Linked DNA regions of Homo sapiens: all the other regions are linked to region 2. Evidence: chromatin loops called from intact Hi-C (ENCODE). Cell type or tissue: psoas muscle. All regions are shown on one strand. Each heading gives the region's core, and the rest is flanking DNA. Links, peaks and the distances in the headings are about the cores only. Region 1 has its middle 180 kb from the start of SPATA18. Region 2 overlaps SCFD2 (sec1 family domain containing 2). Region 3 has its middle 280 kb from the start of USP46.

Region 1 (10,561 bases), core at 892-8,891, 750 kb after region 2:
AAAAGGGTCGCTGCCCTTTTGGTTGTTAGGATTGGAGGTGTTATTTAAACATTGGCTGCAACATCTACTCCAAAGTTTGGCCAAATGACATAAACCATCAAATCTTCCACCTTCATTTTTTAAGGGGAATTTTACTAAATGTTTTTCCTGTGCCCTCATGTCTGGACACACCCCTGTTTTGAGTCAAGAAAATGATCTCTCGACTATGACTAACAGGCCCCAAAACATTATATTAAAACTCAGTCAAGGTATCACGTATTATTCCACAAGCCACAATGGATCCAGGGCCTTTCTGGGCTGTTTCATCCCAGACAATCCAAGGGGAATTTGAGTCAGGTACCAGGTTGCAGGCCTAAATAGATTTTTAATGCTTACCAGCATCTGCAAACCACCAAGTGGTTCATAAGAGACTTACTAAAGGTTCTGTGTTTTCTCCAAAATGCAAAACAAAACATGTACATGGTAAATTTTTGATAAAGCCTGGCACAGTAGTTATAACATTGCTTCCAAAGGAGACTTCTTGGGTTCAGATCATGGCTCTACCACTTGTTATCTGTGTGACCTTGGTCAAGTTACCTGACCTTGCTGTGCTGGTTTCTTCATCTGTCGAATGGGAATGATATTAACTACCTGCCAGGGTTACACAGGAATAAAGAAGTAATTCTTGTAAAGCCCTTAGAACTGTACTTGGCTCATAGTAACCCCTCAATTAATGTATGCTATGATTATAAATGTTAATTTTAAAGTGTCTGGTCAACTGCCTATTTAAGATTTTTATTTAAATGCTCAAGAAATAATATCACTTTATACATCTTTTTATCCTTACACCTTATACAAAAATTAATTCAAGATGGATTAAAGACTTAAAAGTTAGACCTAAAACCATAAAAACCCTAGAAGAAAACCTAGGCATTACCATTCAGGACATAGGCATGGACAAGGACTTCATGTCTAAAACACCAAAAGCAATGGAAACCAAAGCCAAAATTGACAAATGGGATCTAATTAAACTAAAGAGCTTCTGCACAGCAAAAGAAACTACCATCAGAGTGAACAGGCAACCTACAAAATGGGAGAAAGTTTTCACAACCTACTCATCTGACAAAGGGCTAATATCCAGAATCTACAATGAACTCAAACAAATTTACAAGAAAAAAACAAACAACCCCATCAAAAAGTGGGCAAAGGATATGAACAGACACTTCTCAAAAGAAGACATTTATGCAGCCAAAAGACACATGAAAAAATGCTCATCATCATTGGCCATCAGAGAAATGCAAATCAAAACCACAATGAGATACCATCTCACACCAGTTAGAATGGTGATCATTAAAAAGTCAGGAAACAACAGGTACTGGAGAGGATGTGGAGAAATAGGAACACTTTGACACTGTTGCTGGGACTGTAAGCTAGTTCAACCATTGTGGAAGTCAGTGTGGCGATTCCTCAGGGATCTAGAATTAGAAATACCATTTGACCCAGCCATCCCATTACTGGGTATATACCCAAAGGACTATAAACCATGCTGCCATAAAGACACATGCACACGTATGTTTATTGTGGCACTATTCACAATAGCAAAGACTTGGAACCAACCCAAATGTCCAACAATGATAGACTGGATTAAGAAAATGTGGCACATATACACCATGGAATACTATGCAGCCATAAAAAATGATGAGTTCATGTCCTTTGTAGGGACATGGATGAAGCTGGAAACCATCATTCTCAGTAAACTATCACAAGGACAAAAAACCAAACACCGCATGTTCTCACTCATAGGTGGGAATTGAACAATGAGAACACATGGACACAGGAAGGGGAACATCACACACTGGGGACTGTTGTGGGGTGGGGGGAGGGGGGAGGGATAGCATTAGGAGATATACCTAATGCTAAACGATGAGTTAATGGGTGTAGCACACCAGCATGGCACATGTATACATATGTAACCTGCACATTGTGCACATGTACCCTAAAACTTTAAGTATAATAATAATAATAATAATAATAATAATAGAATAGACCTAAATCACAATCTGAAAAAAAAGAAAAAAAAGAAAGAAAAATTAATAGATGATTAAATACAACAGTGGGTCTATTTTTTAATATATATACACATACTATAAAGAAATAATGTTTAAAATACGGGCTTGGTAAAAGTACTTTATCAAGGTGAAAATACCATGAGATTTTGTCTTCTGTCTCATGAGGAAGAGGAAGTTGATTCTCAGGGATGCTTGAATCTAGAAAGGTCCGATAGGTCTAATAGGTTGCTCTCTGTGGCTCATTGAATGCTCTACCAAGTTAGCATCAAATCTCATTTAATGCTTTTCAGCTGTGGGCATGGATAGCCCAGGCCTACTCACTTACGTCAGAGCTTTATCTGTCTGCATTCTGTGTTTTCATCCTTTTCTTTAAAACCAGATATCTTTATATCAAACAATCCTCTCCACTTTCCAGTCTAGTCTCTAACCCACGATTTCAATTACTATCTGTGGAATGATCGTGTATTTGTAGCCCCAGCCCAGGCTTTCCAAGCTTCAGACCATCTTCAACTTAATATATCCTCTTGGATGCCCCAAAGAAACCTATCTAAACTGAACTAAGACTGAGCTCATCATGTTTCCTGCCAAACCTCATATTTTTCCAGGGTTTCCTATTTCATTGAATGGCACCACCATCCCACATTGTCCAAGCCCTAAACTTCAGCTCAACCTTAATACCTCCTTCTCTCTCACTCTTTATCCAACACTTCACCTAGTCTAATTGGTTTTACCTCTTAAATTGCTATGGACTCATCGACTTCTGCATCCACCTATTCCAATCCTCACCACCAGCACTCAAGTTCAAACTACTCCCATCACTCAATTCAACCACTGCCTTTTAGCCAGGCTTGCAACCTCCACTCTGGACCACCCTCCAGTCCATTCACCACACTGAAGTCAGAGTAATCTTTTCAAATCTAATTAAGTCATCACCTTCCACCCCTCATCCCCGCTTAAAAAACTCAAATGACTTTTCATTGTTTTTAGAATAAGGATAACTTCTTAATTCTGCCTATGAGAATCTGCAAGGTCTAGCCCCTCCCTTCCTTTCCTATTTCACTTTGCAATCCTGTTTTGCTCAGTCTCTCTTCTTCTGCCTCTCAAGCCTTCTTTCTGTTTCTTATCTTTTTCATGCTCCCCCTTGCCATGAGGTCTTTGCCCATGTTGCCTTGAATGGTCTTCTCTCCCTTCTCAGCCTGGTCATTGCTGACTTCTCAACTCAAGCATCCCTTCTGCAGTTAAGCCTTTCTTAACCTCGCTGATGTGATCAACTTCTTCTAGTCTAGGATCTCATAACACTGAGTACTTCTTATTAATGCCTTCGTTCAACTAATATTTATGGAGCACCTGTGTCAGATGCTGTTCTGGGTACTCAGGAAACATTGTTGAACAGAACAAAATCTCTCCTTTTATGAAGCTGACATTCTACGATGGGAAACAGGCAATAAAAAAAAACAAATAAATATAAATGTCAGAGGGTGATAAGTACTTAAAAATAAATAAGCAGAAACAAAGATGAGGGAGCTTAGATTTGCAATTTTTCATTTGTTTCTGTGGTTACTGGATTATATTTTTGTTCCCCACTAGACTGTAGGCTCCAAGACAGCTAGGTTTGCTCATTATTTATCTTCAACTTCTAGCACAGTACCTATCTCATAATAGATGCTCAATAAAAATGATTAACTCATTTTCATTCAAAAAACAATAATTTGCACAGAGTGGAACATAAAACTGTTGAAAAGTGAGAAATAAAAGAAACTTTTTATTTAAAGAATGTGAGCCCCTTTAAATGATCAGGCCCAGAGGGGCAATGAAATGTGACAGCAGTCACATCTCACTCCTCACCCTGGAGCTAAGTAATCTCCCTGCTATATGGGCTCTAGACTGAGCGTCGCCACTGAGTAGCCATAAATTAACCCAACAATGTTATGTGCTGGACATCATAATTCACACCCTATAGTTCAACAATGTATAGCCAATCAGGAGTCAATGTTATTTCTGTAAACCAATGAGAATTCCTAAAAAACAAGTTTTGTAATCAACCCTTCTCCTGATTTGTCCTTTTTTCTTTGAAAACTTGAGTCTCTCCTTTGTTCTTTGAAGCAATTCCCAGTGTTTCCCAGGGTAAGTCATCAACCTTGGCCCAAATCAACTCTATATTAATTTTGCCTCTGTGTCTTTCTTTAAATTGGCAATAGCCTTATGTAAATAGATGTCAATGATTTTTTTAAAGTGGCATTTGAAAATAAATCAGGTGTTCAGTCTCACTTCAAAGCAATTTAACTTTTAAATCCCTATGTTTGAATGTAAAACAGAGATCATCTTGGAAAATCTCAGACACTGGACACTTTAAGTTCCTTTCATTCTTAGATAAAAATCCTAACAACAACTTGCACTTTTTAAAATTTTTATGCTGGTAAATGATTTTCACGTTGAAAGTCAAAGAAGCAATTAAATTAGTGAATTCTGCTGTGATCGAATAAGCCAGTTAAAACATGGACCTGCTTCATAAGTAAATTTGCACTTTTTGGAAAGAACATAACTGTCCCCAAAGGATGGACATGGGTCCAAAGCCAGGCTTTAGCTTGAACTTTTTAGCTATTTCCAAGAAGCAAAAAGAGCTATGGTTCTCAGAGATTTATTTTTCTTCTCTATAGAGACAAGTCAGCATTTTGAAAAACAGAGGGTTCTTCTGCTAAGCATTTCTGGGTAAGGGAAAGCACCACTCTTGTATTTCAGCTCTATTTTTAAATTATAAATCATAGCTGGAAAACTAAAATATGGCAACAACAACAGGATGGTGAAAAAAACATGAATGCAGACAGTTTTTTTTTTAAGCGACCTTTAATTTTAAAAGCACTAAATCCATCTGCAATAACTCTTCTAAATTGTTTTGTGAGTTTGCCCTATAGCCTTCGGACTTTCTGTTTTGGCTTTCACATTGTCTAAACAAACTCTTGAAAAAGAATGGTTTTTGTAGAAATTTCCCTAGAAAATGAAGAAAGAGAAGCTCCAACACAGCAGAAAATTGTGCTGAAAGAGGAATTCTAGTTGGGTGGATGAGGGTGGGTGCAGGGCGAGGACACACAAATTCATGGCCATTAGGTAAGAAATGCAAAATAAGCAAAAACACAATGAGTTTGCTTTGGAAAATTTTCCAAGAACAGATTATTCCTGGTCAGGTAGTGGAGCCTTTTGAATCATAGAGCTCTACTGACATCTAGTGCAGAAAGGCATAATGATCATCTATGAAATGCGATACCCTACTGTCTTTTATTACATGTCCTAAAAAGTCAACTATGTATGTATCGTTATTGGTCAAGGGAAACCATAGCAAGTAAGTCCTTTAACAAAGGGCTTTCTTATATAACATCTTCCTTCATTCTCTCTACAGTAACCCTGCAAGCAAAACAGAAACATTATTATCAATCTCATTTCACAGAGGGGAAAACAGAGGCTTAGAGAAAGAGGTTTAGTGACTTTCCTAAGATGACATGCCCACTGAGGGCAGAATCAGGACAAAAACAAGTCTTCTATGATCTCAGACCTTGATTCCCTGCAAATCTCCCCTCTCCACCCACAGTTCTGCCTTCCCAGCTTCAGAGGACACTGAAAGACTCCTCCAAAGGTAAATGTGGACATCCTCCTCATTTGGGAGAAGGGAAGGAGAAAGGGGCAGGGTCTTAGCTTAACCCCATAGAAATTAGAGTTGAATGTCTCTCTGGATTTATGCTACACTGGCCTATGAAACCACGAATTAGGAATATCAAGTTCCCTAGCAAAAATGGTAGTTGGAAGTAAATACAAAAGGGAAGAACTCCAACTAGGAAAGCATTGCAGAGTCCCTGATATCCTTTTCCTTCTTTTTTGAACAAATAAAAAAACACCCACACAAACACCCACCCCCCTCCCCCCCCCACACACACAAGTCTACATACAGAGAGATGGATGGATGGAAAGATAGATAGATGATAGATAGATAGATTTTAGAAAACAAACATCCAAAAGGGTGTCTTAGGATTTTCTCCTTAGTCTATTTTATGCTGGTAGCAGATACCAAGCATCTGATTTTAAGTTTTTCCATTTAACAGCAAAAACAGAAAACAAACAAAAAGCAGGAGTTCAAATAAATCCAAACAAATAGTGAATAATTTACAAGAAGAATAACTGCAGGGAGACAGCATCTTGGGGGATTTCTTTGTTTGTTTTTTAGAGATGAGGCTTGCTATATTGCCCAGGCTGGCCTCAAACTCCTGGGTTCAAGCAATTCTCACACCTCAGCCTCTTGACTAGCTGGGCCATGCCACCACGCCCAGCGAAAAAGCTATTTTTGCATTTAAGGAGTGAAGATAACTTTATGGGAGAGAATGTTTGTTTTCATTTGGGTTTCAAAGGATTTATTTAGGGATAACTGCAGTTCCAATTCAGATTTCTGACCAGACCAAATGACTCAAGGGATCCTCCCACTTCAGGCTCCTGAGTAGCTAGGACTACAGGTGCTTGCCACCATGCCTGGCTAATTTCTAATTTTCTTTTGTAGAGACAGGGTCTCCTCATGTTGCTCAGGCTGGTCTCAAACTCCTGGGCTCAAATTATGTTCCCACCTTGGCCTCCCAAATGTTGTGATTATAGGTGTGAGTCACCACACCTAGTCTACTTTCATATATTTTAAAAAATATAATCTCAGCTCCTTTAACTAAAACTTAAAAAGCAAGCAGCCCAGGCGCAGTAGCTCACGCCTGTAATCCCAGTACTTTGGGATGCTGAGGCGGGAGGATCACGAGGTCAGGATTTCTAGACCAGCCTGGCCAACACAGTGAAACCCCCTCTCTACTAAAAATACAAAAATTAGCTGGGCGTGGTGGTTGGCTCCCAGTTACTCAGGAGGCTGAGGCAGGAGAATCGCTTGAACCCGGGAGACAGAGGTTTCAGTGAGCCAAGATCGTGCCACTGCACTCCAGCCTGGGCAACAGAGCTAGACTCTGTCTCAGAAAAAAAGCAAGCAAAGAGAACAGACATTTGCTCTTCCTTGACCAGTAGTCAGCATTCAACATCCTGAAGAAAAATAAATTTTTTAATAGCTCATTAAAAAATCTGATCATTTTATGTTGAGTTGGTTAGAAAAAATGTTCAAAAGAACACTCCAGAAAATTTAAAATGAGATTGCGATGGAAGGTGTTTAGAACTTATGATATTTCCAGGCATTCAGTTTTAATATTTGACCCATTAAGACATGTTTTCATTGGAATGCTAAAAGCAAAGAAAAAGGGCTTTAATACAGGGGAAATGATGATTTGCTGAAACAATATAATTATTTGCTTAACCAGAAAATTATAATTTACTTAAACTCCCAGAAAATTATAATTTACTTAAACTCCCATCCAACTCAGGATTTCATTTTCATATCTATTTCATAGCCTTTGACATGGAAAATGAACATATTAGAACTTGCTGAGAGATTGATTAGGGCATCTTTATCTGAGCAGTAAACAACTGGAATTTGTCATCTACAAATGTTGTCTATGCTTAACATTTGTCTTTTGTGCCAATAGAAGTCCTGGCATAATAAGCAAAGGAATAGTTTGGCAATTGCTGCATTAGTCTCATCAATGTAGAAGCCAACCCAGGTCATTCTAGCTTAAACAGCCACCTGGTTTGGTTGCTGTCTACATTGACAGAATTAACCTAATAGTATACTTTCCCTCAAAGTGTATCAAAACCTAGCACAAAACCTAGAAATAGAAATGAGAAAGAAGTTATGACTATCTGGCATGAGTTGTTGGTCTCGAGAAACAAATGAGAATGGAAATGCTCAAGAAATTGCATATAATAAGAGTTGTGAGTTTAAATGTTCACAGAAGCCAAGTAGAGTGATGATGTCTGAATGATAAGCAGGGGCCATAAAGAATGTGGCAAACTGGGCAGCACATGCCCTGTTCCAAGAGGCATCATCTGCGACTCACTTCCAGCAAATTATGTGAGGCATGAATGTGGGGAGAAGTCAGGAATCTGGAGTTTTGATTGACATCTCCCAACTTTTAAAATATTGGCTATTAATTCAACTTTCTAAGAACTCCGAAAGGGCCAAATCAAGAATGGCTGTAGGCTGCATTCAACTCATACCAGTTTGTGATATCTGACAAATAACATCTGGGCTGCATCAGCTCTGCATTTTCTCAGTGCATATGTATCGCATGTATGTGCTTATGTCTATGTGTGTGTACACACATGGATTTACACATCTTAGATCCATCTGCATGTATGAAGATGAGTCAAACTGAAAAATTAAAACAACAACAAAAAAAATCAGTCTGGTTGATTGATCCCCTAGAACTATGTGACAGATATTGCTGGGACCCTGAAGCTTTGGTGAGGCCAACAGTGTCATCCTCTGCAAGAGTCTGTCTCCTCCTTACCCTTCTTGAGCAATGTCTCCCCCATCCATCCTCCACCTTCACTGTGCTTTTGCATCCAAAAGGCAGTATCTGCAGCCCTTCTTTGGAGAATTGCTTTAGACCAACTGGAGCCAATTTGCCAATAGGTGCAAAAAGCCAAAGGTACATCCTCCTGGGGCAGACAACTCTTAACTAATGACTTTCAGGCATGAAAGCTTAGCTCTCCTACTTTGGAATGGGGTGACTTTGAGGTATAACTTACACATTACAGCTCCCCTGCAGGATTAGACTGACACTCCCTTCTGCAAGACTTTGTCACCATTGCTTCCTTACTTGCCTTCTTCCTCTTCTCTTTTCTGTTCTCCCCTCTCCTATACTGGTCCCGTCCTCACCCCTTTATTAAAATGCACCTTTATTAAGGAGGATTTCCTTAATAAATCATTTGCACACAATTCTTTGTCTCAGAAGCCTGTTGAATCCAACCTGAGACCGCTAGTGTCCTCAGTGTCTCAATTTTCTCTACCTTAATATGAAGATGATAATATTACCTACCACATAGGGTTGTTGTGATGATTAAGTGAGTTAGCCTGCATAAAGGGCTTATAATAATCCCTGGCAATCACTATATAAATGTTGGCTAAAGTTATTATCTCATGATATTAGATGATACAAATCAAAATAAAACCATCACGTTTTTCAGCCAAGTTCTATTTTCTTATGAAAGTACATATTGATTTAAACTTTGGAGATGTATATGTATGAGAGCTCAATATATCATTTTGTTCTCCAAGATTATTCACACATGACATGCCGGTAGGATGAAGCAGAACCCCAATAACAAACCCAAACTAAATGGTGGTGTGTTCATTGGTGGCAAAACCATTAGACCATGGCACGGGACATCTCAGACACCTCTAATATCCTCACAAAGCATCACGATTGATTCAGCTGCAGCCCATCTGTCAAATGCACAGGCCATAGTGAGCTCAGCTCTCATGGCCAATTTGTTGCTTCCATATTGACACAGCCTAAGTTTCCTGTCTTTCCTGCAGAAACAGGCATCTCTTTCCAAATTTCTCCATTGTTGTCAACAGTACCATCATCTTTACAATCCCTCAAGATTATAAATTTAGAAGTTTCTTTCCAGCTTCTTCCTCCTAAACCAATCTATCATCATATTTTTGCCTATTGTTTTTCTCACAAGGCCCAGCAAATCTCTTCCTTTCTAAAGCTGCCACTGTAAAATAAGCCCCAATACTTCATGTTTGAGGACTCCCACTGCTAATTTGTTCTTGTACCTTCTTGTCTCTTCTGTCTTTAAATCACTGTTGCTATAGCTGGTAGAATATTATTTAATGCTTTCTACCTTTCTATAGCCAAAGAGCATGTGTTACCTACTCCAATTATTTAACAAGCAAGTACAGAGTACTGACTATATTCCAGGTATTGTTCTAGGTGCTTTACAAATATTAACAACCCTTGGAGTCAGGCAGTATTATTATCCCAGTTTTATAAATGAGGAAACAGAGATAAATAATTTGCCCAAAGTTGTAAGTGTCAGGGCCAGGACTCAAAGCCACAGCAGTCTGGCTCCCGGGTCTGTGCACATAGTGACAACAAAGCAACACTACCATTGCCTCTCAATCAATGTTTGCTGTCACCGTCATCAATCTTTGTCACTGCTCTAATCCCAAACCCTCACCTCCAGGTTCTCCCATTCCTGAGTTTCTGGGAGTAATTCTATAGGCAGAGTAGGGCAAGAAGCATTCTATGAATGGTAAGACAATGGCTTACTTGAAAATTTTAAACCAGGAAATCATGAGAGATAACACTAGTGGGGAGGTAAGTAACCTCTTTATGAGGAATCAGGCTATGATAATAGGCTGACCTGCTCATGACACTCAAACCAGTGAACACATCTATAGTTGCTCTCAAAATGTTAATCATCTCAGTTTTCACAGCCTTCCACTTTGAGATATGTTCTAAAAGAACTGGCCAGTCCCTGTTTCATGGTTGCATTAAGTTCTTTCCCCATAGACCAAAAACCAACCTCAGAAAGGAGTACATGTGTAACTGTCTTATACACTTGTGAGTTCCTTAAACCTCCAAGATTCTTCA
Region 2 (10,561 bases), core at 1,188-9,187:
AGAGTTTAGGGAAGCACTGGAAAGTCCTTACTTGTCTGACACTGTAATGAGCTGGTGTCACACTCTCTGATCTTCGCAGACGTTTCAACCTGGCACTTTCTCTTCATATGCACTTTGGTAGGATCTTCTGAGACACCCATTGCTTGTGCTGTCTCACTTGCAGTTCCTCCACATGGGGGAAATGACACCCTAGCTATTACAGTGGATCAGTTTGATGAGAGGGAATTGCATTGCGGCGTTTTATGTGTTGTTTTATTTTTGTGGATAGCAGAATAGTTGTGTGTACCATTGCCATCTCAGTTAACAATGTAAAAAGCACAAAAATAAGTCAAGTAAATGAAAAAAATCAAGATAAATGAATCTGAACAGAGATACTACTGCTTGGAGTTAGTTCAGTGAAGAACTTATCACATATTCTGATTTACAAGAGGCTCTGATGATAATGGCACATTGCCAGTCCTCTACTCTCCCCTTTCTTTGGTGAAATGGCTCACCTTTCCATGAACTCTGTTTAAAGAGACACTCCAGAGGAGTCTGTACTCTGGAGACATCAAGGAAAAGGAGATGAAAAGGAGAGCAAGATCTAGAAAAGCATTGTTTTGAGGCGGAAAGTTTGTGAAGAAAGGAATGGCCATTTGAAAATGAAAGTTTACTCATTTATATTTTAGAAAAACAAATGATATTAAATAACTACAACAAAAGAAGAAAGGGAGTGACACATAGGTCATTTATTTTAAAAATCTTTTCAGGCCGGGTGCGGTGGCTCAACCCTGTAATCCCAGCACTTTGGGAGGCCGAGGCGGGCGGATCACGAGGACAGGAGATCGTGACCACGGTGAAACCCCGTCTCTACTAAAAATACAAAAAATTAGCTGGGCGCAGTGGCCGGCACCTGTAGTCCCAGCTGTTCAGGAGGCTAAGGCAGGAGAATGGCGTGAACCTGGGAGGCGGAGCTGCAGTGAGCCAAGATTGCACCACTGCACTCCAGCCTGGGCGACGGAGCGAGACTCCGTCTCAAAAAAATAATAAAAAAAATCCTTTCAAACTACTGTTATTTTGCAACTAAAAATTATAGAACATTATGTATCAAGCTCTAAATTCTCACCAGGGCTGAGCCACATGAAACTCCCATTTTATAGATAAAAATGTTCAAATATTGTCAGTATCATATGGCTTAGAATCTTAACCTCATTTACCACAACTACTGAATTCTTTCTTGTAGTCTAGAAATTTAAAAACTTAAATTAGGTACTTTAAGAATCCCATGCCGAGCGCAGTGGCTCACACCTGTAATCCCAGCACTTTGTGAGGCCGAGGCGGGTGGATCACGAGGTCAGGAGATCGAGACCATCCTGTCTAACATGGTGAAACCTCATCTCCACTAAAAATACAAAAATTTTAGCCGAGCGTGGTGGTGGGCGCCTGTAGTCCCAGCTACTCGGGAGGCTGAGGCAGGAGAATGGCGTGAACCCGGGAGGCGGAGCTTGCAGTGAGCCAAGATCGCACCACTGCACTCCAGCCTGGGTAACAGAGTGAGACTCCGTCTCAAAAAAAAAAAAAAAAAAAAAAAAATTTCATGAAGATCCTAAGCTTGAGATGAAGGTAGTGTCTTTCTTCTCTCTTCATCCCCTGTAACACCCAGCCCACAACAGTTGCTGAGAGAATACTTATTGACTTCTATCACAAGCTCAGAGTAATTTTGAACTTGCACCGTCATTATTAGCCACAAACGTTGCAGAATTAGATTCTTATCATTGAGCTTTCCCTTAATACCCAAAGTGGAGGATACAAGTTTTAAAATCTTACATATACTCGATGACTATTAAAAAAAAAACTTTACCCTTTTTTCCCCTCTAAATTGCTCAGGGAACGGGCAGAGGGAAGAAAGGTGGGGAGGTAATTCTCACGGGGCAAAGAGGCTCAGCTCTGGAGGGAAGAGGTGGAAGCCAGCCTCCAGCCCCAGGCACCTACCAAAGCCAGGGAGCCGGTTAACATGAGATCTGCTTGACTGCGACGTCACAGGGGGACAGGTGCAAAAACAGAATATGTAAAGGAATTGTATGCTAATTCTGTCCTCTCAGTGTCTTCGAAGAAATTATTTCCTGGCGATTTGTTCAGCACTTAAAAAAAAATGTCCATATACCCGCACCTCACCAATCTACCCATTCTCTTTGGTGTTTTTCTTATCTGATTGGAAATTTCCTAGTACATGTAGGGCTTTGTTCTAAGAATAGGTGAACACAGCTGGAATTGCAGTGTCATCTGTTGCATATTTGGAGAGACTTTCAAAAAAACTTGACCTTAACCTGCTAACTTCAACCCAGAATTCCAGACAGATATTTGGACCTTCTAAAATCATAAACATTTGATATTTATATTCCTGGACTAATTTTTTAAGCAAAAAATTTGCATCTGGCCTTTTGCAATCTTCCAAAGGAAGTTTTTCAGATACGTCTGGGGGTGTGATTTCTTAATAGAATAAAACTGCCATGGTTTTATAATATGCTGCTATATGGTGCTAGAAACCTCTCCAAAACACCCTCAAATTTATCAACACCAAAATCCCCAAAGATACAAAGATGATATTAGCATTTTATTATAAATGCATTTGGGATCCTCAATAACTTGAAAGCCTTCTATTTTAGCATTAGAATGAAACATAATGCTAATTAATAAATAAGGAGCTAAGCATGGTGCCAAATGAAATAAATATTTACTGGAAATAACCAAAATGACTTCACTGCAGCAGAAAGGTCCTAAAACTGTACTCAGAAGAATGCTGGCTGTTTCTGTGTTTTCACTAACACATGCTGAATACCATGTCCCACTCTTCATACCTGGGAGGGAGCAGGGCAAGGATGACCCTTACTGCGAAGGAGCAGTCACACAGTCAAACAGTATTAAATAAGTATTTTATGATCAATACCCTTAAAACCCCAAGAGAAATTTTAAAACTTAAATTGTCTGAAGCTTAGCTGTACAGCTCCCAATTAAATGAGCGAACTGTGTTTTTAAATACCCATGTCCTACTCAAAATTCCCCATAGCTTTTCTTTTAAAAGCTATAAAATGTGTTACTGGTGACAGAATTCAGCTTAATAAGTTTCAGTAGGTTTTGATAGTTCATTCACACTTTAGCTTATAAAAAGTGTAGGCAAGTAAGCAAAATCATTTTTCCTGTCTCCTGCATTATTGGAAAAGGTACAGAATCCAGCTGCATTTCATTAAAGTTGTTTTGGAAAGTTGAAGACAGCCCATGAGGAAAAGAGGACTCAAAATTAAATACTTGGAACCTGAGGTTAAACATTGCACATGGCTTTATGTGCCTCTCTCCCCTTATATTTGGATGACAAATGACTTCAGGCCTCTGCCGACCTAAGGATTTGTCGTTGATGATTCAACAAGAAGAACTACTTAGACTTGTTTAGGATTCATGGTGAACAGGCAGTTTCCCATTCATTCTATTATATAATGGTCACTCTTAGGTCACATATACACCAAAGGGGCCCTGGCTTCAGAGGAACTTAAACCTTTGTAAGCTCTTTTATGAGTCTAGTCCTATTGGAAAGCATTTGATTCCACTGTCAGTCACCTTGTGACTCTTTTGTTTCCCTGATAAATAATTAAAAGTGGGTTGGATCCTCATAGCAGTGTTGATAGAACACCCTTGACAATGATGGCTTTGTGGCACAGTGTTGAGGTCTTTATTTTATAGAGCAGCAGAAAAAGTTCCTATTAAAGACAACACTCAAATTCTTCACTTTGTTATGTCAGTGATTTTAATATTGTAAATGTTCAACTTCAACCCTTTTGTTTCACTATGAATATATCCAATATAGCCTCCAGAGTTTTACAAAAGGTGCCCTTGGAGTAACTCACCCACTGGGGTTATATTTACCACCCTAGTGGCTTCCTGTTTGGGAACCTGGCAGGGGCAATGAGTAGGCTTGAGATGCTTTTTGAACAATCCACCATTCTCTTACATTCTCCTTCATGTACACAGGTACTCCAACTGCTTTGCAGAGAAGTGGTAAACTAATAACCCTATTTACTCAGTCAAAAACTATGTGGGAGTCAATATTTGGGGTGAGGCTTTCTCTTCAGAAAAGAAATGTTTGGCAAAACAGCCTAAATTCTCCAGGATAGAAGAGATTGATGGAGCATCTATCTTAAGAAGGGTGTAGGCAAGGATACTAGGTTAACTCCTAAAACAAATATAAATGTTTCTTTTCCATATTCCAGGTAATGAAACCAACACGAGAAAGGAGAGGGTTTGTCACTCTAGTTCCTCTTGATTCTTTCCAGCAGAGGGCACCATTTTCATTATCTAGATGGGTTTCACAGTTTTAGACATGGGAATTGTTAGGTTCTATAAATTAGAATAGGCAAATTACTGAAGAGGGCCTGGAAACTGAGCTCTCAGCTCCTGGAACTGGGAACAGACCACTTTATTCTGTAGATAAAGAAAAATAGCACTTGTCTAGAAAATGTAGGCTGTTCAAGCAGTTTATTTATTTATTTTTTATTTAAGTATATTGTAAGACCCACTACAACAAGCAGCTTAATTTAGATCTTGGTATTTGAGATAAATCCCCACTAAACTAAGGTAAATACATCTCCTTTGAACATTTGTGCATACATATATACACACGCAATTACAGCTTTTAAATTATTTTGACTGCTTTAAAATGTGGCTTTCCTTCTCTTGGAAACACTTAACACAAGAGTCATAAATATCACCACAATTCTCTGCTGTACTGTGATGTTTAGTTGTATCCGTCCTTAAAATCTTATTCTATGGGTGTTGGAAATGACAAATATATACATTGAACGCTGAATTTGGTTTTATCAGATCTGGTACTCTCATGTGGCTAGGCAAAGAGTTATCGTGCCCCTCTGTTCCTTTATTTGTGCACTTTGTAGATTATGTTATCTGGCAAGCATCCAGGTCTATTGTGAAGGCACTGAAACAATACCTTGTATAGGTTGAACCATAACACTGTCAAAAGCCAGCACAACAAACCAAGGGACCAAGTAGTTCACATTGGAACTCAATAAAAATAACCTCTCTGAGAGGTTAGAGAATCATGATTGTAAATAATGCCCACTGGAAATCCATGAGAATGGATTTTCTGAAAATATTTACTGCTCCAGGTGGATTATTATTTTGACTACTTATGGCATGTACATCTCCCAAAATAAATTGGGATGAAGTATAGATAAAGGTTTTTATTTCTTCCCCAGTGGATTGCTACATGTGCAAACTTAAAGGTCTGCTGAGTAATTATGGACACTAGAGAGCAGTAGAGGAGTGTCTGAGCACATAGCTGGTAGAAAATCAACATGCTTCAAAACAGTATCAGGCATATTCTCTTAAGGTGATATTCAGTTTCCACTGACAGTGGAAGACAATTTGAACTATCTTATAAATGAATCAATTTTTAGAGATTGGATAAATAACATCCAAACAATAAGCTATCAATAGGAATGCTAGTATTTATACTGATAAGTAGTTTATTATAAGTCAAAACTGCTTACTTTGGAGTAGAAAAATTTGGTAACAAATTCTGCATAAGATTTAGGTCATCAGTAATAGCTGTAATTCAAAGCAGATCTCTGACTACTTATGTAGAAGAGTCATCAAAATCAGTGTGATTTCAATGAATGCCTATTTATACCCAACATTCAAGACATCTGCATCAATTTACCAATAAATGTGTCTACCATTCATTATGCAGTCAAACTAGCCCGTGTACAAACTACATCACAATTCTGATCTGTTTCCCCTTGGCCATAGTAACTCTACTCGGGTGATGGAGAGAGTTACAGTGAAAATAACCACCACCATTATGCTTATGCTGTGACAGACACCATGCAGTGCAGCCTCCATTGTATGGCTTCCACTTCTAGCCTCCCATAACCACATGTCCAAAGTCAGAATCTTGGTTCCTTGTTCTTATATCTTTCCAGCTTATAAACAGTACCATTATCCACCCACACCAGAAACATAAGAGTCATCCTTGATCCATTCCTCTTCCTTACTGTCCGTAAGTCCTCTTGATTCTAATTCTAAAATACATCTCAAATCCATTTCCTTCTTTCCAGTTCCACTGTCACATTCTCACCTGGGCCCCCATCATCACATGTCTGCACACTGTAAGAACCTCCAGCTGGTCTTTCTCCTCCCAACAGTAGTAGTGTATTTATATTTGATAACACAGACCAGATCCTAGCATTTCCCTGTGTGACATCCTTCAACTGCTGCCCATTCATCTTGGAATATAATGTAAACCCCTGGTAGTGGCTCTCTAAGCCCTGACCGTCTCTCCTGGCTCACCCTGTACCCCTTCCAAATTCTTTTTGACTCGGGGCCTTCCTGTGTGGTGTTGCCCCTGCCTGAAAGCTGTGTGATTTCAGGAAGTCACTTAACCTTCTGGGCCTTGATTTTCTCCTCTAAAATAAGGACCTTGATCCTTTCTAGCAATGACCTTCCTGTTTTCTTAGAAAAAAAAATAGCAGTTCTCTTGAATTTATCTTCTAATAACCCTCTACTCAGCACTGACCCTGACATAATATGAAAGGTTAGCCACAGGCCCATTGGAAAATATTTTCCAAGTATAGTATAGAACTATAAAATGCTTTGAAACTGAGACATACATGTTAACCAGCAATGTTTTCAATTAATAGAGGGATGTGTATACCCTGTGAGAATGCTTAAAGCCTAAAATTAAAGCAGGGCAGGAGACTTCATCTTTCTTAGAAAGCAAATTTACTGTTCTCTCACTAGTTTCTGTCTGAATTTACCAGCTCCATGTGAGTTTGTATGTTCATTGGCATTCTAACCATCCTTTATTATAAGTGCATTTTCAAGGTTTATACTATTCTCATCAGCAGCACACTCTTGTCAAGTTTTTAATTTCAGATTGTCAGACATCCAAACTAGAATTGTTCCATTGCCTATAGCAGATAATAAATAATTAGATGCTCTTAAATCAGTGGACCGCAGAAAATGAAGGTGAATTTTTAAAATTCAGTTTATTTATAAACTGAGCCAACCCCATGCCAGTTCAATCCAGTTCTGTGCATTTTGCTGAGTGTCTTCCAGATGCCAGGCACTACACCAATATAGGCTATGTAATAAGCAAATGCTGGGCCCAGCTCTCTAAGAACTCACAGTCCAGCAGGAAGATCTATATGCAAAAATATCATGTCAGAAACCTGGTGAAGTAATAGAAGAAGGCGCTGTGTGCTTTGGGGTAACAAAGTGCTTCTGTCACCATGGAGGGATCAGACAAAGTGTCATGAGTAAATAATATTTACCTGTCAAAGAAGAAAACAGTGTCCCAGGAAGAGGATTCTGGTATGCAGAGAAACCAGAAGTGCATCAGCAGTGTCCTTTGGGGAAACAACTGAAATACAAAAGTGTCTGTGGCCAGAGACAAAGCTGGAAAGAGATGCAGGCACCAAGTCATGAAGGACTTTGTATGTCTCGTATTCTCTCCAAAAAATTTGAGCTGTATCCTGAAATACTAATAATAACAACATGAGCTAACTTGGGGGCCTCACTAAAACCACTTTACATGATCTAACTCATATAATGCTCAACAGCTGATGAGGTTTCAGCCCAGGTAAGCCACTGTTTGAGTCATGCTCTGAACTACGGTTATTCCACCTCCAAGTGAAAAGGAGCCATAGAAATTGTATGACCTTGGGCAAATTACTCAACACTGAACCTTCTTCCATCATCTGTAAACCAGGAATAATCATAGTGCCTGCCTCATAGAATTGCTGTAAGAACTAAACAAATTAACAAATGTAAAATGCTTGGGTAGCATTGTGCATGGCATGTGGCATGTAACTGCCGTTATTATTATCATCTTCAACATTATCATTTCCATTAATTTTTAAGATTTTAAGAAATGGAACACCATTACCATGTTTGCATTAAAAGATGACTAAGAGGGCAAATGAAGGAAGGCAGGTGGCAAGGCCATTATATTGCCAACCCCAAGGGGCACCATTCACTTTGTAGTCAGTGTAAATGACACAGTGCCCCCTTGGACCTGTGCTGTGCAATGGCTCTGAGCAGAACAAGACAAGAGGTAATCCAGAGGTGATGAGAACCTAAATGAGGGGAACAGAGAAGAAACTGGTGACAGATATTGGGGAACAAGAGATCTCATGGGTAAGGACAATAAAGAGGGACTTGATTAACTGCTAGGTTTCTGGCCTGGGTAGGTGTGCAGAGGGGAAATAAGAGGGGTGGGGAATCAACTCGGATTATTTTATGTCTCTGGATATGTGTCTCTAACTGCTTTCCAAAGGGAAAATAAACATGATTTCAGATTAGTGATTTTGTCCTATTAAGTGTGTTTCATCCTTTTATGAGTGTAAATAATTGGGATTTACTGAGTTAATCCCAATTAACTCAAACTGTGTTCCTAATAACATAGCCCAGTGCAGTTCAGTGCCAGGATAAATGTCAGAATCCTATGTTGATTTTGTGTTATTGCAGTCTTCTGTTTGGCAAGACTGACCTTGTTATTTCTGAATTAATGATTTCAATCACCCAAGACACCTTTTCAGTGAAATACGGTACATAAAAATGGAGTCTCCTAATAGTTGTGAAAAAGCACTTCATTTTATTAATATATATATATTTGAAATACTCATCACAGGGCATGTAAGTGTGAACTTTTAATGACACAGAAGAAAAAATATTTGTATATGGATCTTTTTGTAAAGACAAGCTCAGAGCACCCTCAAATAGAAGAGAGAGAAAAGAGTGGGTTGTGTCATTGCATCAGCCCCTAGAAAACCTGCACCGCTGGTGTATTATTCACACCCATCTGTAGAGGTCTCTTAGGAGTCTTGGGAGTCCCTTGGGAAAAGCCTCCTGGGAACAGGCAGTTAGAGTATGGCAGGATCATTTTCTTAGCCTGTTTTGGGTCCAATTATGTATTTTCTATTTTATCTTGCTCTTAACTACTCCCCCCCCCAAAAAAAGGCCTGGTGTGTTGGCTCATGCTTGTAATCCCAACACCTTGGGAGGCTGAAGAGAGAGGGTCACTTGAAGCCAGGAGTTCAAGACCCCTGGACAAGATAGCAAGACCCCATCTCTACAAAACAACAATAACAAACCCAGTCCAACAGGTTACACTGGCTAAACACATTTTTCTTAGGGATTTAATTTTTTTCCCTGCTTTACCTTATATGTGATACTTATCAAATATGCCACATTTTTAGTATTGCTTCACTCTTAGGGGGCCAGAGTTGTGAATGCCTTGATTCTATATTCTGGGGCTTGCTCTGTAAAGCATACATTTTACCTAAGATCAATGTCACAGGTAAGTTTATCTACTGTTCCTTTCTTTTTTTTTTCTTCATTTTTTAAAGCAAAACATGCCTCTTTATTTTTCCAAAACAACTAATCACAATGAACATCCAATATTTAGGAAATCAATCTAAAAACAAACCTTAAGGAAATAAACCATCTGTATTATTTTATAATAACAGTAATAACTACTATTTGCTGAGTCCTAATCATTGCCAAGTGCTGCATACTTCACATGTATTACTGAAATGTAATAGTCACAACAACCCTGAAAGATACATTACTTCAATTTTATAGATGAGGAGGTTGGGCTAAGATATACATAATTCAGGCCTTACTAGCAGATGCTAATTAGAATGCTTGTTGGAAATGCCTAGGGGGTCATCAGAGAGTAGCATCAAACACTGGGAGAACAGGGCCAGCATCCTGCAGAATTCTGTTTAGACCTGCGAGCACAGTCCCTTGCTCTGGGAGTGACTTTCTGTGTTCACAGCTTCTCTGTTGGGCCTGCTGTCCTCCAAGCTCCAGATTCTGTATCTTCCTCACTTATGATGACTGTTTGCTTACCCTGCTGCCCTCTCCACAATTCTCCTTTCATTCCATGCTTCACCTTCTCCACAAGTAATTAACAAGCACTTTCTACATGCCAGCAACTGCTCCAAGGACTGGAGATACAGCAGTGAACAAAACAGTCTATTTTGTTTAAATCTCTGTTCTGTGGAGCTGTTGGGCACAGACAGAAAATAAACAAGTAATAAAATCACCCTGAATCTTACCCTTTCAATCTCATACTTGACTCCAGGCTTCTAACCAAACACCTGTCAAAAACGTGGATGGGCTCTTTTCTCATCTGCCGTAGACGAAGTCTGTGGCATAGATGAAGTCTCTTCATCCTTCTTAGGCTGTAGGAATTCATTGAAAGAAGAGCCCTGGCCTCTGTGTTCCTTACTCATATACCTGAAAAATGAGCAAGGCTGTAGGAACTGCTAGCTCCTCTGTAACAATTTTCCTCTTTATTATATGTTCATATTCCTGATAACTAGAGCACGAGAGAATCTAGCCAGCCATTCAGTCTTTGTTCCTGAATACTGTCTGCCACAGATACTTCCATTTTTAACTGAATAGAATAATCTAGAAGGAAACGTAATACCCTCTTTTTTAGTCATTCCTTGCCAGATGCCTGTATCTTTCTTCTGGCCTATAGTCTGACCCCTTGAGCTCAGAGGAT
Region 3 (10,561 bases), core at 1,098-9,097, 610 kb after region 2:
TGCTGCTGGATTCAGTTTGCCAGTGTTTTATTGAAGATTTTTGCATCAATGTTCATCAGGGATATTGGTCCGAAGTTTTCTTTTTTAGTTGTGTCACTTCCAGGCTTTGGTATCAGGATGATACTGGCTTCATAGAATTTGTTAGGGAGGAGTCTCTCCTTTTCAATTGTTTGGAATACTTTCAGAAGGAATGGTACCAGCTCCTCTTTTTACTTCTGGTAGAATTCAGCTGTGAATCCATTTAATCCTGGGCTTTTTTTTTTTTTGGTTGGTAGAGTATTAATTACTGCCTCAATTTCAGAACTTGTTATTGGTCTAGTCAGGGATTTGACTTCTTCCTGGTTTAGTCTTGGGAGGGTGTATGTGTCCAGGAATTTATCAGTTTCTTCTAGATTTCCTAGTTTATTTGCGTGGAGGTGTTTGTAGTCTTCTCTGATGGTAGTTTGTATTTCTGCGGTGTTGGTGGTGATATCCCCTTTATCATTTTTATTGTGTCTATTTGATTATTCTCTCTTTTCTTCTTTATTCATCTATCTAGCATTCTATCTATTTTGTTAATTTTAAAAAAAACAACTCCTGAATTCATTGATTTTTTTGGAGCGGGGTTTATGTCTCTATCTCCTTCAGTTCTTCTCTGATCTTAGTTATTTTCTGTCTTCTGCTGGCTTTTGGATTAGTTTGCTCTTGCTCCTCTAGCTCTTTTACTTGTAATATTAGGGTGTTGATTTGAGATCTTTCTAGCTTTCTGATGTAGGTATTTAGTGATATAAATTTCCCTCTTAACACTGCTTTAGCTGTGTCCCAGAGATTCTGGTATGTTGTCTCTTCATTGTCACTGGTTTCAAAGAACTTATTGATTTCTGTCTTATTTTCATCATTTACCCAGGAGTCATTGAGGAATAGGTTGTTCAATTTCCATGTAATTGTGTGGTTGAGTGAGTTTCTTAATCCTGAGTTCTAATTTGATTGCACTGTAGTCTGAGAGACTGTTATGATTTCAGTTCTTTTGCATTTGCTGAGGAGTGTTTTACTTACAACTATGTGGTCGGTTTTATAATAAGTGCCATGTGGCACTTAGAAGAATGTATATTCTTTTGATTTGGGGTGTAGTGTTCTGTAGATGTCTATTAGGTCTACTTGAGCCAGAGCTGAGTTCAAGTCCTGAATATCCCTCTTAATATTCTGTCTTGTTGATATGTCTAATATTGACAGTGGGGTGTTAAAGTCTCCCAATATTATTGTGTGGGAGTCTAAGAACTTGTTTTATGAATCTAGGTGGTCCTGTATTGGGTGCATATATATTTAGAATAGTTAGTTCTTCTTGTTGAATTGTTCCCTTTACCATTATGTAATGCCCTTCTTTGTCTTTTTTGATCTTTGTCATTTTAAAGTCTGTTTTGTCAGAGACTAGGATTGCAACCCCTGTTTTTTTTTTTTTTTTTTGCTTTCCATTTGCTTGGTAAATTTTCCTCCATCCCTTTATTTTGAGCCTATGTGTGTCTTTGCACATGAGTTGGGTCTCCTGAATACAGCACACCAATGGGTCCTGAATCTTTATCCAATTTGCCACTCTGTGTCTTTTTATTGGGGCATTTAGCCCATTTACATTTAAGGTCAGTATTTTTATGTGTGAATTTGATTCTGTTATCATGATGCTATCTGGTTATTTTGCACACTAGTTGATGCAGTTTCTTCATAGTGTCATTGGTCTTCATATTTTTGTGTGTTTTTGCAGTGGTTGGTACCAGTTTTTCCTTTCCAGATTAAGTGCTTCTTTGAGGAGCTCTTACAAGGCAGGCCTGGTGGTAACAAAATTCCACAGTATTTGCTTGTCTGGAGAGGATTTTATTTATCCTTCACTTATGAAGCTTAGTTTGTCTAGATATGAAATTCTGAGTTGAAAATTCTTTTATCTAAGAATGCTGAATATTGGCCCCCATTGTCCTCTGGCTGTAAAGTTTCTGCTGAAAGGTCTTCTGTTAGTCTGATGGGCTTCCCTTTGTAGGTAAAGCATAGTGACCTGGCCTTTCTCTCTGGCTGCCCTTAATATTTTTTCCTTCATTTCAACCTTGGAGAATCTGATGATTATGTGTCTTGAAGTTGACCTTCTCATGAAGTATCTTAGTCGTGTTCTCTGTATTTCCCGAATTTGAATTTTGGCCTCTCTTGCTAGGTTTAGGAAGTTCTCTTGGATAATATCCAGAAGTGTGTTTTCCAGCTTGTTTCTGTTCTCCCCATCTCTTTCAGGTACTCCAGTCAATTGTAGATTTGGTTTTTTTTATAAAGTCCCATATTTCTTGGAGGCTTTTTTCATTCCTTTTCATTCTCTTTTCTCTGGTCTTGTCTGCATGCCTTATTTCAGCAAGATGGTGTTCAAACTCTGATATCCTTTCTTCTGCTCGGTTGATACTTGCGTATGCTTCACGAAGTTCTTGTGCCATGTTTTTCAGCTCCATCAGGTCGTTTATGTTCCTCTCTTAACTGATTATTCTGGTTAGCAATTCCTCTTTTTATCAAGGTTCTTAGCTGCTTTGCATTGGGTTAGAACGTGCTCCTTTATCTCAGCGTAGTTTTTTATTACCCATCTTCTGAAGCCTACTTCTGTCAATTTGTCCATCTCATCCTCTGTCCAGTTCTGTGCCCTTGCTGGAGAGACATTGCAATCATTTGGAGGAGAAGAGGCACTCTTGCCTTTTGGGTTTTCAGCGTTTTTTTTGTTGATTCTTTTGCATCTTCATGAGTTTGTCTAGTTTTGATCTTTGAGGCTGCTGATCCTTGGATGGGGTTTTTATGGGTTTTTTTTTTTTGTTATTGTTGTTGATGCTGCTGTTGTTGCTTTCTGTTTGTTTCTTTTTCTTTCAATGGTCAGGTCCCTCTTCTGTACGGCTGCTGTTGTTTGCTGGGGGTTCACTTCAGGCCCTATTGGTCTGGTTCACTTCCACACCTAGAGATGTCACTCAAGAGGCTGGAGAACAGCAAAGATGCATGTCTGCTCCTTCTGCTGGCATCTCTGACCTTGAAGGGCACTGACCTGATGCCAATAGGATCGCTCCTGTATAGGGTGTCTGACATCCCTTTTTTAGAATGTCACCAGTTGGGTTGCATGGGGAACAAGACCCATTTAATGAAGCACTTTGACTATCCCTTGGTGGAAGGGGTGTGCTTCGCTGGGGGGAAACCCATTCATCTGGGCTGCCTGGATCCTTCAGAACTACCAGGAGGAAAGGCTAAGTCTGCTGGTCCACAGAGACTGCAGCCACCCCTTCCGCTAGGGGCTCAGGCCCAGGGAGATCTAGGTTCTGTCCCTGAGTCTTTGGCTGGAGTTATTGGAGTTCCTGCAGGGAACCCCCACCCAGTGAGGAAGGATGAGTCAGGGTCAGGCCTGAAGAAACCTCTGGCCACAGTCTGCCACAGCTGATGTGTTGGGCTGTGGGGGATACATCTTGGGACCAAGCTGTCCAGCCTCCCTGGCTCCAGCAGGAGAAAAGCACAGCCTGGAGCTATAGAGATGGAGGCTGTCCTTCCCCAGCGCAGGAAGGTTAGCGTGTTAGGCTGTTGTGAGTCCCAGTGCTGGCTGCTGCCCCTCCCCCGAGGAGCTCAAAGGGCTTAGACAGCAGGTAGCCACAGCTGTGGTGCTGGTCACTCCTCCGCACCACCACCCCCCGACCGCCGAGCTCCAAACTCCGTAGGCTTAAGCAGATTCCAGCTGAGAGGCTGATGAGAATCTGCGAGGGTCTGAGGTGGGGATGCTAGGCCCTAGTGGTGTGGGTTCCCAAGTGGGATCTTCCGATCCATGAGTTGGGCAGTTCCATGGAAAAATCACTGTTTCCCCAGCCGGGTAGCAGCTCACTCACTGCCTCCCTTGGCTGGCGGGGGTGGGCACTCCCCGGCCCTGGGAGGCTCTTAAGTGGGCCACCACACAACACTGCTCTTCCTTCCTCTCCGTGGATCACTCCAGCCGCCTAGTCAGTTCTGATGAGAGAACCTGGATACCCTGGTTGCCAGTGAAGCACTCACACACTTATTATATTTCTTTTTGATGGAACCTCCGATCAGGGCTGTTTCTAGTCACCCACCCATCCTGGCCCCGCGCCCTCAGGTAGTACTTTATATCAGTTTGAAAACAGACTAATACAGAATAATTTTTCTTTAGGGGCTTTGGAGGAACGTGGTCTGCCAACACACTGGTTTTGGACTTCTCTCCTCCAGAACGTGAGAGAATAATTTTTTGTTGTCACATGCCACCCTGTTGGTAGTACTTTTGTTATGGCAGCCCTAGGAAACTAATACAGAGTCCCTGTAATAGGCACAAGCTCACGTGTCCTGAAGGCTACAGGACTTTTAATTCCACCATTTCAGCCAAGGACCCCAAATAAACATTTCCCATGAGGAAGCCTCCCACGACCACAATTTCCTTCTCTGTGTCCTCTTACTCTCTTCCTTAGGGTCCACGTTTCTTTGTATCAGGGTTGACATTTTAATACACATTAAGGATTCATCAGGAAGTAAGAGATTCCATCCAGGACCACAAGGCCCACCCATCTTTCTTCCCAGAGTCTTCCACTTCTCCTCACCTGGTCAGGTGGGTCCTGAGATGCCCAGGGCTGGATGCCAGACACCCCAGCTGCCCAGGTACTCCTGCCCCGTAGTGAGACCCACATTTTCAATTCACGGTGGGGTGAATTTTCAAAGGGAACCACTTTCTTTCATCTTTATCTATAGGATATTTCCCAAATAACATGTATGTTACTGAGTTCGTGGACATCGTCAAAGACAGCCAGATTCTCTTTAAATATCTGCTGGGCGGCCTTCTTCCATAGAATTCAAGAAAAAAAAAAATGACTGTCTGGCTATCGTCCTCTGTAAATCTTGTTCTAGCAAGTTCTGCATCCACTTAACTTTATGAATTTGGATTCTGTGGTTTGGATTCCATCCCCACTCCTCCACCATCCTTTTCCCAATTTAAACCATTCTAATCTAGAATTTCAGGCAAAGTTGGGGGCTGGGGAAGCTAAATCGATTGTTTTATTTTTGTCTCTTGCTGCCCCCTGCTGGTCAAATTATTGCTTTCTTTTTCTTTTTCTTTTTCTTTTTTCTTTTTCCTGTTTAACTCAGGAGATCAATGGACAAGTTTCTAGGGATGGGTGGGTGAGGGAGAAGCAAGTGTCCTAGATGACAAGACAATGTCAGACAAGTTTCACTACTTGAGGTTCTCGGTTTTTTTTTTAATGAAGAAATGGCAATTGTGATATTTAAAACATGTTTAGCTTATTGGTCTTTTTTTTTATTTTTTAATTTTTAACACTTTTTAAGGGACAGGGTCTTGCCCTGTTGCCCAGGCTGGAATGCAGTTGTGTGATCATAGCTCACTGCAGCCTCCACCTACTGGGCTCAAGCCATCCTCCCACTCAGCCTCCTGAGTACCTGGGACCACAGGCATGCAACACCACGTCCAGCTTAATTGGTCTTTTTAACACACACAAATACAATATACTATAATGGTGCTTCCCCAGATCATTTGATTTCTGAAATTATCAACATGCACTGCTGGTGGTATGGACTAGTGATGGGTCACAATCTTCCTTCAATCTCCTTAGCATGTCAGGGTCTGCGACTGCATCCAGCACTGCACTTAGCACTGAATTTGGGGTGACAGCGAGGCACTTTGCAACCCTCTGATGGGTTTCCTACCATAGAGCTAGGGTGTGGCCTGGACTGGTCCTCAGAGAGCCTCCAGGGATGAGGTGGTGGAGGGAAGATAGAAGGGGGTGGGAGGTGGGGAGGGCCAAGTCTCTGGGGATCAGTCTTCACAATCGCACCCGATTCAAGGTGAAAGCCTGTGTGCCCTTTTCCCCTGGAAGCCATCTGTGTTAAAAAAACATCTTTTGGGGGTAGACAGGCCTGTGAAGTGCCTCTGTTCAGAGCTTCTCCGGGGTGGTGCGTTTTCCAGGGCGGAAGGCCATTAAAAGCCAACCCCTGAACCCAAGAACTTGGCTGCAAGAGCAGAAGGAAGACCACTGAGACCAACTCCACGGAGCAGGCTGCCCAACACGAGAAAGTCAGGGCCTGCTGCTGCTTCCTGGGCTACTGCAGCTACTGGAACAAGGATTTCTGCTCAGGGTTTCAGACCAAGGACCTCACCCTGGAGAGTCAGGGCCTTTTGGGAAAATGCAGTTTCCTACCAGCAAGAGCGAGTCCATCACGCTGTGTATCCCAGGAACCATGCAGCTTCGAGATCTGTTCCTCCCTCCTCCCTTCCCTGTCACATTCTCAGTAGGCACTCCAACGTAATTCAGTTAGCAACAGTATTTGCTTTTCACTGTGAGTCAATTCCAATGAACTTTACCATCTACACAAGTTGATCTAAGATGTAGGACAGTGAATCAGAATCATATTTAAGTTGAAGGAACTGAAATGACAATGTGTGTTGCACTTCCCACCTGTTCATGGATTAAAATTCAAGCCCACATACTCACCTGCTCAGATATCTCTTGTATTCCACCAGCTGCCCATCTTGTCAATATCTCCAATGCTGTGCCTTCCTCCAGATCCGCTTCTATCTCAGGGAGAAGCATCACAGTCCACCCTGATTAAGAGTAACTGAGGCCAGGCATGTTGGCTCACTCCTGCAAGCCTAGCATTTTGGGAGGCTGAGGCGGGCGGATCACTTGAGCTCGGGAGTTTGAGACCAGCCTGGTCAACATAGCGAAACTCCATCTCTACTAAAAATACAAAAAAATTAGTCGGGCATGGTTGTGCATGCCTGTAGTCCCAGCTACTCGGGAGGCTGAGGCAGGAGAATCGCTTGAACCCGGGATGTGGAGGTTGCAGTGAGCCAGGATTGCGCCACTGCACTCCAGCCTTGGTGACAGACCAAGACTGTGTCTCAAAACAAACAAACAAAACAACAAAACAAACAAACATACAGAAAGTAATTGAGAGTAGAGCTCTAGAAACTTTTATTGCAAACATCTACACACAGAATCAATGAACGTGTCTCCCAGAATAAAGAAAGTCCAGTTCATGTGTTGTCAGACTTGAGTGGTGGGTCCCATGTTGTGTGAGGGTGCACTAATCACACCCATTAGGATCACATATGGGTCTGGGATGAGCTAGGGAAATCTAATCCTTCCCTATACTGTAGATAGCCTGAGAAGCACAGGAGGGAGGACCTCCACCTCTTACCTGAACAATTTCCATAGCCTCTGTGTTTGTGGCAACTTGCTTGTTTTCCTTCCACCCTTAGAATGTGAGTTCCAGGAGAGCATGCTTCAAGCTGCCTAGTTTACCACAGAGTGCAACGCTAGAACAATGATGGGCATATAGTAATTCTCAACACTTATTTGTTCATGGTCTCTCTGCCTCTGATCAGCAACTACCAAACCCAGCACATTTTCCAGGCTGCAGCCAGAACAATCTTTCTAAAACTCAAATCTGATCAAGACCCTTCCTTATTTAAAATTATTTAATGACTCCTCAGTTGCCATGGTAACGTCAAAACCCTTGGTCTGCATTTTAGCCACACTGAACACTTAAGTCTTACTAAAGGGCCATACTTGCAGGCCTCCAGGCATCCATGCTGGCTGTTCCCTCTGCCTGGAATTCCCTTCTGCCCCCTCTTGATCAGTGGTAACTCCTTCAGGTCTCAGCTCAGCTGTCGCTCCCATTGAGACATCCCCAGGATGACACTAATTGCAATATGCTGCAATTATTTTTCTGTATTTCCATTTGAAGTTGAGCCTGCACCTACACCATCATATCCACCCCCAAACATGGCAATGGACATGATGGTGTCTTTATAGCAGAGGCAAGAAGGACTCCAGCGGTTCTAATTATAGGGGTCACCCCTCACTGCTCGGCACGTTAAGAGTGGTAACTCCACAGCCAGGAAAACTCAGGTTCAAATTTCCACATTCACTTTGTTTATTTAGCCATCCGGTGCTCGGTTTCCATCTGAAACATGGGGCTCATGATTATATATGGATAAAACTAGGTGGAGTCCTTTGGGTGGCTGGCAAATTGTAAGTGCCTAGTTAATGAATGTTAGTTGTGATTATTAACCATCACTTCTGAGACCCCTGCATTTTGCTTTCTCTACTTATAAGCTCTTGCAACCTCCTCTCTCCCTTTAGGCTTCCACTAGTGTGTTGGCTGTTACTCATCATGTTACTTTAAAAAATGAGCATATCACAAAGAAAAGAGACATAACATTCTTAAAGCAATTACTCTCTTCTACGATTTCCTGAAGCCCAGGTGCTCTACTTTATTTTGGAGCCTGGAGAGGAGACAGTTGTGCTTAAAATTTATCAGACCTCTCCTCTCTTTCGGGCTTTCTTGAAGCCTCCCTTTATCAGGACTGGATAGAAAAATCAGTTTGATGAGGTCATCCTTCTCTGTGCTTACAAGTCTCAAGAGGGCGACTGTATTTAGAAGAACTCCAGGTGGCCACTGCCATGATGATGAGAATAGCAATAATAAAGTTAGCAACCATAAAACCATTTATTGATAGCACTTGTTACTACAGGATCAAAATGATTATTCTTATTTTGCTGCTGGTAGGTGTCAGAAGCTGGCTTTGAAGACAGGTCTGTCTAATCTTCTCTTACACAAAAAAGGTCACAGGATAATCCTTCCTCACCTGGGACTGTATGATTTTTGTGCCAAGCAATACAGTATTGCATATTAGGTCTCTCCTGGTCAACCACCAATTTCTTCCTGTCCCTGAGATCCACAAGTGCTGCTAGGGACAGCCAATACTCACTTCATGGAATTGTGTGTGAGAGAGAGAGAGTATGTGCATGTGTGTGGGAATGTGCATGCAGGCACAAGTGTGTGTTTTTGTATTTCATTGCTATAATTCAAGTCAAGTGTGTGTTTATGTGTTTCATTGCTATAATTCAAGTCAAGTGTGTGTTTATGTGTTTCATTGCTGTAATTCAAGTCTCTGGTTAAGGCTAATCATCCCATCTTTTTTTTCAGTTCAACTTTTCAAAATGAAGCCACACAGTCTGGTTGAATAAACATCATGAAATAGATATTTTAGACTTTTCTAAAAAATGGATTCACTCTGATCTTGAGTTGGGGAGTGGGGGCACGGATAAAGTTGGTTTGCAGTCTGTATCCACCCTGGAACACATGAAAAATTCTCTCTACGTAGAAATTTGCATCATGACATATTAATTGCAAGAATAAAAGTGTTCTTAAGCAAATGGCCAGAAAGAGTACATTCTATAACTGCCTAAATTTCAGCCTGGGAGTGATTTAGTCCAGTGGTTCTCAGACTTGAGCATGCAGCAGAGTCACGTGGAGGGCGATTATGAAAACCCAGATTGCTGCTTGTGGGGTAGTGAACTCTCCCTGGAGTTTCTGATTCAGTAGGTCTGGGGTGGGGCCTGAGATTTGAATTTCTGTTTTTTCGTTTTGTTTGTTTGTTTGAGATGGAGTTTCCTCTTGTTGCCCAAGCTGGAGTGCAATGGCTTGATATCAGCTCGCTGAAACCTCTGCCTCCCAGGTTCAAGCGATTCTTTCACCTCAGCCTCCTGAGTAGCTGGAATTACAGGCACACGCCACCACACCTGCCTAATTTTTGTATTTTTAGTAGAGATGGGGTTTCACCATGCTGGCCAGGCTGGTCTTGAACTCAAGTGATCCACCCACCTCAGCCTCCCAAAGTGCTAGGATTATAACCTTGAGCCACCATGCCGGGCCTAAGATTTGCATTTCTGACAAGCTCCCTGGAAGTGCTGGTCTGGGGAGCACAGTTTGAATACCACTGGTTAGACCACTGGTTCTGAGACTTGGCAGCATATCGGGATCTCCTGGGGAGCTTAAAAGTTAATGATGCCTGGAGTCCACCCCAGTGACTCTGGTTTTATTTGTATGGAGTACGACCTGGGCATTAGTGTTTTTTAAAAGCTCCCCAGTTGATTGTCATATAGCAGACTTTGAAAGCCACTGATACGGGGGAGGGGGTAAACCTATCATGTTAAGAACAATGAGGGCTTTGGAGACCCAGAGCGCAGGGAGTGGTAGAAGGGCCACTTCACGTGATGGGTTTCCTGGATGGGGATAAGCAGATGGGCAGAGCAGTCCTGTGCTCAGTCTCCACGTGCGAGACTAGCTAGCAACAACGTTGCCCAGCCATGGTTCTCAGGCTCCTGGAAGGCTAAAAATATTCCTTTACAGTAGGTATTTGTAATTTTTAGGGTTCTTAGTTATACATAAGAAACTTGCCACTAACTAAGCAGGAAATGATTTTGGTAAAGAATATTGGGAGACTTGAGGCTAGGCTTTCAGGAGGGATGAACAAACCAACTCTAGAATGCTTTGAGAAGGACAATGCCACTGCTTCCCTGCCTAACACTGGAAAAACCACTGCGGCCACTGTCCTACCAATACCGCGGCCCCGCCAGGAACTTGACATTGTGACTCTCTGGCACTTCTGGAAGCCAGATACCTCTAGTGCTGCCCTCACTAGTAAAATAGGAGCTCCAGGGAGCCTCCTTCTAACTGGAAGTGAAACTGTCCCCACAGGGTTAACAAGAATTACATACTGAGCTCT

What was found. Peaks named below come from ENCODE experiments on the same cell type or tissue, not always from the same donor. Only the 100,000 strongest peaks of a DNase experiment are listed, where the experiment ranks them.
Region 1: it touches region 2 in a loop (4-fold over the local background); 64 of 110 quality-filtered maps call a loop at or near these places.
Region 3: it touches region 2 in a loop (10-fold over the local background); 88 of 110 quality-filtered maps call a loop at or near these places.

The regions. Positions count from the first base shown.
Region 1 is chr4:52,229,352-52,239,912 of GRCh38, reverse strand. No RefSeq gene overlaps it. Among named protein-coding and RNA genes, the nearest start is that of SPATA18, 180 kb to the right of the region's middle. In psoas muscle, for the core only: a CTCF peak has its summit at 5,275 (motif pointing left); no DNase peak of the experiment used is centred there.
Region 2 is chr4:52,977,503-52,988,063 of GRCh38, reverse strand. The region is part of intron 5 of SCFD2 (sec1 family domain containing 2); the gene reads left to right. Among named protein-coding and RNA genes, the nearest start is that of SCFD2-AS1, 55 kb to the right of the region's middle. In psoas muscle, for the core only: CTCF peaks have their summits at 4,302 (motif pointing right) and 5,288 (motif pointing right); no DNase peak of the experiment used is centred there.
Region 3 is chr4:52,370,783-52,381,343 of GRCh38, reverse strand. No RefSeq gene overlaps it. Among named protein-coding and RNA genes, the nearest start is that of USP46, 280 kb to the left of the region's middle. RefSeq lists enhancers at 3,098-3,645, 3,646-4,194. In psoas muscle, for the core only: a CTCF peak has its summit at 5,037 (motif pointing left); no DNase peak of the experiment used is centred there.